Linked DNA regions of Homo sapiens: region 2 is linked to region 1. A link is a contact called in ENCODE Hi-C data. All regions are on one chromosome and are shown on one strand. The core of a region is the stretch at or near the end of the contact, and the rest is flanking DNA. Distances in the headings are between cores, read along the strand shown.

What was found. Hi-C counts contacts between places; a loop is a spot of excess contacts on that map. Pooled maps may share reads with other maps.
Region 2: a map with no recorded cell type shows a loop between it and region 1 (4-fold over the local background). The contact joins two enhancer-like sites. A Hi-C loop is called at or near these places in 4 of 37 single-sample maps with no recorded cell type and 2 of 50 pooled maps.

What each region holds. Positions count from the first base shown.
Region 1 is chr12:94,255,739-94,260,536 of GRCh38, reverse strand. It overlaps PLXNC1 (plexin C1), which reads right to left. Exons shown (of 31, transcript NM_005761.3): 18 at 1,162-1,200; 19 at 803-927. Among named protein-coding and RNA genes, the nearest start is that of PLXNC1-AS1, 82 kb to the right of the region's middle. Within about 2 kb of position 2,381, at least 2 of the 41 ENCODE cell types and tissues checked have a DNase peak (open chromatin) inside an H3K27ac peak, as active enhancers do.
Region 2 is chr12:94,767,092-94,771,889 of GRCh38, reverse strand. No RefSeq gene overlaps it. Among named protein-coding and RNA genes, the nearest start is that of MIR492, 65 kb to the left of the region's middle. RefSeq lists an enhancer at 810-1,369. Within about 2 kb of position 2,674, at least 6 of the 41 ENCODE cell types and tissues checked have a DNase peak (open chromatin) inside an H3K27ac peak, as active enhancers do.

The DNA.
Region 1 (4,798 bases), core at 1,132-3,631:
GTTGGGAGCTTTTTTTTTTTTTTTTTTAATGTTTAGATTCTAACCACTTCTATCTCTAGAACATTTTCTGTGTTTTCAGCATTTAAACTAGAGTGGTAACAAGATGTGAGTCTTCCAAAGTTTCGGGATGTTTTAAAAATAAAAATTAACACTTCTGCTTTTTTTATTAAGAATTTATGGGCCGGGCATGGTGGTTCACGCCTATAATCCCAGCACTTTAGGAGTCTAAAGCAGGCAGATCACCTGAGGTCAGGAGTTTGAGACCAGCCTGGGCAATATAGCAAGACCCCATCTCTACTACAACAACAACAAAACATTAGCTGGGTGTGGTGGCATGCACCTGTAGTTCCAGCTACTTGGGGAGGCTGAGGCAGGAGGGTAGCTTGAGCCCAGGAGGATGAGGCTGCAGTGACCTATGATCACACACTTCAGCCTGGGCCACAGAGTGAGACTCCAACAACAACAACAAAAAAATTGTGTTGGGGTGGTATGATCTAAAATGGAGAGAAGGCTGCATAAACTCCCAATCAAATAGCCTTTGGAAAAGTGCATGTTCTCAAGATACCAAGTTCAGATAGTGGTTTGGAAATAAAATATGGGACTCAGGTTTGATTTCTCTCTCTTTTTTTTTTTTTTTGTAGAGACAAGGTTTTGCTGTGTTGGTCAGGCTGGTCTTGAACTCCTGGCCTCAAGTGATTGCCTGCCTTGGCCTCCCAAAATGCTGGGATTACAGCCATGAGCCACCATGCCCGGCCTGATTTTTTCTTAAAGGCTTTTAAAACATCAAAGAATGGACTAATACCTGTCCTTCACAGAAAAGTTCTTCTGCTTTTCAAGGGTGTGGATGACAGTAACAAGAAAGCTTTTATTACAGATTAGGGCATCCAAAGCTGTGAGACTTTCATTCTTGTCGTTGGCGTCTCTGTTCTGATAAAAAGAAAAAAATATATAGTATAATACAAAATCATATATAAGTTTAAAGTTAGAAAGTAGACCCACAATGGGTTTTCCAAGACAATGAATTATTCAATATTGAATTCATGATCCAAAAAAAACCCACAATAAAAATTCAAAGTAATAATAATAGAGATGATAGTGATGATGATAACACTATGAACATCAGGCAGTCACTGGGCTAAAAATGAAAACGTAGAGACTTACATGCATATCTTCAGTGAAGATGTGGGTGAAGCCACCTGACTGAGAGGAAGGAGACACTTTTATTATTCATAACATCCAAAGGAAATGAAGAGTGTATTTTTGTTATAATACCCAAGTCCGTTTTAATAAAGTAGAGACACTATTTGCTAATCTGAAGCGCCCCTGGGTTTATGGTGGCTGCGTATTCTCTAATACATAATAAATAATTATTCAGCTTTCAAGAAACGCCACTGAATTCCGAAAGCCTCTAAGAATAATAATTATCATGGCATTAGTTCCAGGTTTGGTAGATGAAGGTATCATCCCACGTTTTAGAAGAAGTGATTTAAGAGTTAAAGAAGGGGTCATTGATGAAGATTATGCAAATATCAGACCCCTCTTCAAGCAATTTACCTTCTAAAGATAAAGACTAAATTACGTTGTTAAGTTTTACAAGTCTTACCTAAGTAGCATCTACTGTTTCAATACACAATGATATTGAAAGACAGGGGGTAGTTAAAAGCATAGAATCTGGACCAAACTACTTGGGTTCCAGTCCTGGTTTTAATCACATACTGGTCACATGACGTGGGATGTGTTACCTAACCTCTCTGTGTCTGACTTGCCTCATCTCTGAAATGGGGACAGTAATGGTTCCCACCTCAGAGGTTTAGTGTGAAAATAAAATGGGTGCAGAGTAAGTGCCCTGTGTCAGTTATCATTACTGGTTTTATTCCTAATTTATAGCAAACTAGACCACAATGCTATCACCCCACTGGTTTCTAAATGCTAGGTAGCTCTGGAATATAAAAAGGGTTTATAGTGTATCATCAATCTTATTAAAAATCAATGGTTAAACTTTAAAAGTATGTTAAGCAATACTTTAAGTCCACAGAATGAGACTCTAAACTCAAAACATTCAAGTTTTTCTTCTTTTTTGATAATAATAGAAACTTTGAGCTAATTTTATATCTTGTGAAGTAAATTTCTTCTGTAGAGAATTTTGCTTCATAGTTTCAAATCTGCAAGCCCAAGCAAAAGACCTGAAACTATTTTGGCCATATCCTCCCCTAGTAAAAAGCAAAAAAGCCCCAAAAAAACAAACCAAAAAAACCCCCAGACCCTAGGTTTGCATTTTCTGGTTCTTAATATTTTTCTGCTGAACCAACTTCATGTAAATAGACAGGAGAAACAGGTTGATTCTTAATCGTAAATACGGAAGTGCCGCCCTGGTTCTCTCTGTGTGTTTTTTTGTTTGTTTTGTTTTTTTGAGACGGAGTCTTGCTCTGTCGCCCGGGCAGGAGTGCAGTGGCGCGATCTCGGCTCACGGCAACCTCTGCCTCCCGGGTTCAAGCAATTCTTTATTTTTTTTTGAGACGGAATCTCCCTCTGTCGCCCAGGCTGGAGTGCAGTGGCGTGATCTCGGCTCACTGCAACCTCCGCCTCCCAGGTTCAAGCAATTCTTTTTATTTATTTATTATTTTTTTTGAGACAGAGTCTCGCTCTGTCGCCCAGGCTGGAGTGCAGTGTGGCGCTATCTCGGCTCACTGCAAGCTCCGCCTCCCAGGTTCACACCATTCTCCTGCCTCAGCCTCCCGAGTAGCTGGGACTACAGGCGCCCGCCACCATGCCTGGCTAATTTTTTTGTATTTTTAGTAGAGACGGGGTTTCACTGTGTTAGCCAGGATGGTCTTGATCTCGGGTTCAAGCAATTCTCTGCCTCAGCCTCCCGAGTAGCTGGGATTACAGGTGCACGCCACCATGCCTGGCTAATTGTGTATTTTTAGTACAGACGGGGTTTCACCATGTTGGCCAGGCTGGTCCCTAACTCCTGACCTCAAGTGATCCACCCGCCTCGGCCTCCCAAAGTGCTGGGATTACAGGCTTGAGCCACCGCGCCTGGACCCGTGGCTCTCTGAGTTTTAAGGCTGCTTCCTCCTTTCATTCAAATTTCCCTTTTCTTCAGCTTAGATCCTCTGCCTACCCTTATTTCTTCTCCTACTTTATGCAAAGCAAAGAAGAGTCAATAAAATAAAAAGCAAGGCTTTAAAAGCCAAAACCGACAGGCAGAGCAAAGAACCCTGGCCTCCTTTGAGAACCTACAATCTCCTCTGGATTTTGCCTGTTGCTTTTTTGTAGGTGCTGAACACCCAAATCCTACCCCCACAGCCCCCAACCTCCAGGCCTAGAGGATTCGGCTTCTGATCAATCCATAAAGAGCCTAATTAATACCAGGACTTATCTGCAGCCTGGAATGCATTTAAGTGGCATTGTCTTCTTACGATCTGTTTCCCTGTTCTATCTTTTCTTAATTATTATAAAATCAGTTTTGACTTAGGTCTTCTTGAAAGGGTTCTGACAAATTTATGCATGTTTTTTCCTGGGTTCTCTCCTTTAAACAACTTCTGACTTCAATTTTTATGACTTTCCCAGTTGTTTTTCAAGATTATACACAACACTGAGTTAAATCAGTTTGCCTCCTTTGCAACTATCTCTCTTCTCCTAAAATAAGGTAGCATTGTTCCTGGGATCTTTTTTTTTTTTTTTTTTTTGGAAACACTCAACTTGCAACAGTGTTCCTTTACATTCATTACTCTATCTTGTTCTTGATTACCAAATTTAGAAGATAAGAACATTTCTTTTTTCAGGCCACAGATTATTCAGCACTCAAGGGCAATCATTAACTGTAAAAGCCCACACAGCATTCATGTTGATAGTCAAAAATCTCCGTTATTTTATTGCTTTTAAATTCTTAATGGGGATCTCAGATAGCTCAGAAATAGGACTCGTGATGCAACCTTTGCAGAAGCCCCACACAGTCATCCTGATTCGGGGAATCGAATTCCTTTCCCCAGGCGGTGTTCTGCCATAGAAATGGATGAGGTGGCAAATGGTAGATCTCGGTGCCTCGGTACTCTTGGAGGATAAGTTAAAGGAAACAAACTTCACCAGCACAAAAAGCTGAAGTCTTATTTACAGCCTTCTTGATTTATAACACTAAGGCTTGGACCAAAAAATATGGCAGGTGTTTTATGGAGGCATTCCAACCTCCAGACCCCGCATTACATATCATGGTGTCCTCTTCTAAATTATAGAGAAACTGGAAATTGCTTACTGCATGTGTCTGGGTTTCTGAACTCTAGGCTTCTGGCCAATTGTTCCGGAGAAGCTTCTGGTAAGGTGATACAAACTCTCCTTTGGCCTGGAGAGATTTCAGCCGTTGCTTAGAAGTCTAGATTGAAATGTGATCATTGGTATTGATGTGTTTAAGAGGTTGGGCCTCTATGTGGTCATCATACCGCAAAAAAGAAGGGCAATATGGCAGAGCTGGGGTATCAGGACATGGCAGTGATGATACGCAGGATGAGTGTACCTCGCCAAAGACTTGGGAGGGTAAATGGAGAAGGCTGAGTGAGTGGGTGAGAAAATGGAGGCGTGAGAACATAGGTAAGACCAGCAACCCAAAAGGTTAAGTAGACGACTCCTCAGAGCCCTAGAACAAATGAATTAATCAGTTCGTGCATCTACGTCTACTAAATGAGGACAATACAAACTGACCAGCTAAAGAAAAACTACCAAAGAGAACCATAAGAACTCTACATGGCTAAAAATGCCTGTTTTCAACTCCAATTCCATCCATGTCTACTTTCCTCCCTTT
Region 2 (4,798 bases), core at 1,425-3,924, 510 kb before region 1:
AGAGCTCTTGAAACAGGAAAAAGACAACTTGTTCATGTTGCTCAATGTTTTTCCTGGTAATCCTTGACAAAATTCATGCAGTTCATCTATCCATACACAAGGAGTGCCTGCTATATATCGGGAGTAATACAGAAGTAAAAGAAAGGGCTCGCAAGAAATCTGTGATCTAATTAAAAAGATAGATTATAGTGTTATAGATTTTTAAAAAATATTAGCATCCATTGTTGGTAAAGGGAAAAGGAGATGAACATCTTTAAACACTGATGCTGGGAGTATTAATTGATGCAGTTGTTCTAGAGATCAATTTAGCAATACTTACAAATGCTCTAATTTGTATTTCAATTTGTCAAGCAAGTCCACTTATGGGAATCTATCTGGAGAAACTAATAATGGAAATGTGCATAAGCACGCAAGAATGTTTATTGTTATTTTTTATGGTAGCCAAGAAGAAAAGGAAACAAGTGAAATGTCCCGTAATGTGGTGTTATTGACAACCTTGTCTGGCCGTACAATGGAATGCAATGCAGCCTTGAAACAACGCATTTTAGAAGAGAGTTAAGTGACCTATGAAATATTAATGCCACATTGTTAAATGAAAAGAGTAGATCACAAATCAATAAGAATCCCATGACTCCAATTTTGCATAATATGTGCATAAAAACAATGTCAACAGTGGCTATTTCTAGGCTCTTTGAATCTTCAAATTTGTGTTTGTTGTGGATTCCCAAATTTTCTACAGTGAACACATACTGCCTTTGTAGTTATAAAAAGCCGTTGACAATAGAAAGTAATAAAAGTGCAGTTTGGCTAAAGGCCTCGGCCAAGTGCCTGAGAGCCCAAGAGTGGAGCTCAGCAGAAACAAGGCTGTTCTTTTTCTCATGTGTGCGTGTGTGCATTATTTCATTCAACAAATACCTGTTGTGTTTGCAGGCATATGTTAATCCACGCATCACACAACCATGGAGCACTTACCATTGCCAGAGGCTGTGCTGAGGGCTGTAGGTACAGAAGCCTCAGCTCCACAGATGAGGAGCCGATTGTCATGGAGCGTCTCTTCTGTTGGAAAGAAACACAAGCAGATAAACAAACAAGAGAATTGTAGATAGTACCAAATGTTTTGAGGAACATAGCCAGGGTATTTTAATAGAGAGTGACTGGGCAGTCAGGGGTGATCTCTGAGGAGTTCACAGCTATGGAAAGACCAGGAAGAAAAATAAACATGAAAATGCCCTGAAGTAGGCACCTGCTTGGCTTTTGAAGGAGAAAGAAAATAAGTCAAGTGTGTCTAGAGCCTGGGGGAGTGAGGCTCCCACCTACATCTCTAACCTGATCATGTGTCTTGCTCCCCCAGGCTACCTACAGCCCCCATATAGTGTTATTGTCAGGATTAACTGAGATAATACACAGTGCCTGACAAATTAAACCAGCCTTAAACATTTTTGTGAGGTAATCAGGAAAAGTGGAGCACAAACGGGTTATTTGGCTGTATCAAGGATTTATTATCAATTTTTTAGGCATTATGACATTTGAATGTTTATGTTAAACAAAGGTCCTTATCTTTTAGAGGTACATGTTAAACTACTCATGAATAAAATGTTATAATGTTCAGGATTGACTTCAAAATTACCCATGGGGAGGGAGGCAGTGGCTGGGGGGATGACCCTAAGTTAATGATTAATAAAGCTGTACTCTGGTTACATGGAATCCATTTTAACATTCTCTCTTTTGTATGTTAGAAATTTTTATGATAAGAAGTTTCAAGTTCACACATCAATAAAAGTTTGGTGGAAGATGAGCCCACAGTAAATATCTCTTAAGTCTTCTTACTTCTGGAGATGCAAACCCACAAGCAAACTCTCCCTTTTCTGTGACATTCACTATTCCGCCTTTCTCGGATGTTAAGCTTCCTTGCAGAGGCTATTTTGAGGTGTGTGTCAATGCATGGGGCCATCTGTCATGAAGGAGTGGCCGAACGTTTTGCTGTCACAGCAGCAGAGGATGTTTTACTTAATGACTTTTAAATTATGCTTTGCATTTTCTAAGATAGTGTCTTCTGTGGGGAATAAGCTCACTGGATAGCACAGTTTGCTTTTAAATTGGGTCCAAGCCTTTTCAAAACATTAGATTAGAGTCTCACCTAAACTGTCTTTCAGGAAAGGCAAAGGATATGTATAGGGGAAGAAAGGCAGTAGGCCGAGAAACATGAATGGCCTCAGTTTTCTTTCAGCCTTCTCCTTAACAAGCTACATGGCTTTGGACATGTCATTTAGCTTCTCTGAGCTTCAGTTTCCACATGTAAGGAATAAGAGAATTGGACTAATTTCTCTGGTCCCTTCCAATTCTAAAAATCTCCTTCTTACTGATAACTTTCTCACTAAATATATTCATGTTCACTGGAGAAAATCAGGAACATGTGGAAAAGGCAAAGACAGAAATAAAAATCACCTTCGCTCTACCACCCAGAAGATAACTATTTTCAGTGCCTGTATATGTTATTCTTCTTAAGAATCAAATTCATGCAACATATTTTGTTGAACAACTAATCGGTACGTTGCATCAACCATTGAAGGAACGTAAAGATAAGCAGATGTGGTCTCTTCCCTCAGGAGTTGGTAATTTTATGGCCAGCACAGTTTCCTGCTGCTTTACATAAGGGGCACTCCCCATGAGAGAGAACCTTGCGTCCGGCACTACACTCTGCTGAGTTTTAATGCTGTTTGCATTGTTATTACACCCGTATTTGAAAACTTTTTTTGAATATTATTTCTTCCGATTATGTGCAGAGGTAGAGCTCTTATGGGCAGGCTAATGCGTAAAGGGTAGAATTTTCCAAGAAAAGCAACAGATGCTCTTAAACCAGACTTTCTTTATTATATTCATTTTCTTTGGCTGCCTGCCTCTAACATATCAGCACTGATGCGGAGAAGCAACTTGTCTGCTTTGAATTTCACCTGCTGCCCTTGGGCCACACACAGCCTCCTCTGATGAAGCCTAATGGGCAATGCTGCAGTCAGGGAGCTGGAAGGCCGGCAGAGGAGGAGAAGGCTTTAGGTGCAACGGGGGGAATCCGGAAGCTAGCCCTCCTTCCCTGGGACAATTCACTTTGCAACAGGAGGCAGCAAGAAAACCTAGAAATCTGGCGAAAGTGGTGAAAGAGCACTGAAGGGAGGGAGGAGAGAGGAAAGGGTGGGGATGTGGAGAGACCAACTTATTTGGTTGAAATGTGCATATATTTGGCTGAAATGTGCATTCAGCGTGTCAGGGCTGCTGTATTATTCATGAAGCTCTCATGTGTCTTTTTCCACACCAGTTTCAAAGAGGAGATGTGTGATCCGAGCCTGGCAGAGTGCCCTGCTTACACAGCACCACCCCAGTACCCTGCCCTCACTTCAGGGGAATCTGGGTCTGTAGCCACAGCAGTCAAGAGTGGGGATTTTGCATTATTCTCACCTTCCCTGAATGTAGCATTCCTGTACCCACAAATGGAACATCAGTTCAAATAGTAAATATTGTATTTAAATTTTCTATCACAAACTTTGGGCATGTCTTTGAGTTTAGCATAGATGAATGTTCGCCATCATTCCATTATTTGAAAAAGTTCCTTAGCGCCCCCTCCCTCCCCTCTACGAATGGAATTTGCCTTCCAAGGTGCAGGAAAGAGACATGAAAGAAGAAATAAATATTTTTGATGGCATGCATTTGAGAATTTCCTAGTTCTCAAGGAATTCAGGCCTGACCATAACTTATTGGGTGTTTTCCAGAAAGGCAGTTAGAAACAAAGAATATGCAGAGAAGGAAATTCAAGTCCCATAACACAAATGGACATTGGAAAATCTGCCTTCCTCTTTTTTTTGTTTTTGTTTGTTTGTTTGAGAGGAGTTTCGCTCTTGTTGCCCGGGCTGGAGTGCAATAGCACAATCTCAGCTGGCTGCAACCTCTCTCCCGGGTTCAAGCAATTCTCCTGCCCCAGCCTCCCAAGTGGCTGGGATTATAGGTGCCCACCACCACGCCCAGCTAATTTTATATTTTTAGTAGAGATGGGGTTTCACCATGTTGGCCAGACTAGTCATGAACTCCTGACCTCAGGTGATCCACCCGCCTCGGCCTCCCAAAGTGCTAGGATTACAGGTGGGAGCCACTGCTCCCAGCCACCCTTCCTTTTAAGAGGGACACAGACAACAGGGAGCATGGGAACTTTGACGGTGTTCATCCTGGAAGGGAAAGTTCTGGAATAACACTTGGCCATCTCCAGATACTTGGAGGCTGTCACATGGAGGAGGAATTAAACTTCCTCTGCACATGATGCAAAAGTGTTGAACTGATTTATTAGTGTGTGAAAACAACAGACAGATTTTTCTTTAGGAAACATTTATAGGGTGATATACAAAGATGGAAGATCTTTCCACAGAGAACTAGAAAGTTTCTGGTCCCTTTAGGCAAAGGTTAGGAGACTGCTTCCCCCCCGCCACCCCTGTCCCACCCCCTGCCCACTGATTCCACCCTCCTCTTGCTTGCTGCCCTCTCAGCACATATCTTTCTTCCAGTTCCCCAAAGGAACCAAACCTTTTCTACATCATTACCTCTGTGTGGAGGTTACCCACCCTTTCAACATGCTAAAGTTTGTTTACCTTTAGGCTTCAGTTTAATTGTTACATCCTCCTATCTATATGTCTTTACTGGCCCCTTACCTAAAGACGGTCTTACTGTGAAACCATGCCATAACGTCTCGTATTTTTCCTTTACAACACTTACCAAATTGGGCTGGGCATGGTGGCTCACACCTATAATCCCAGCATTT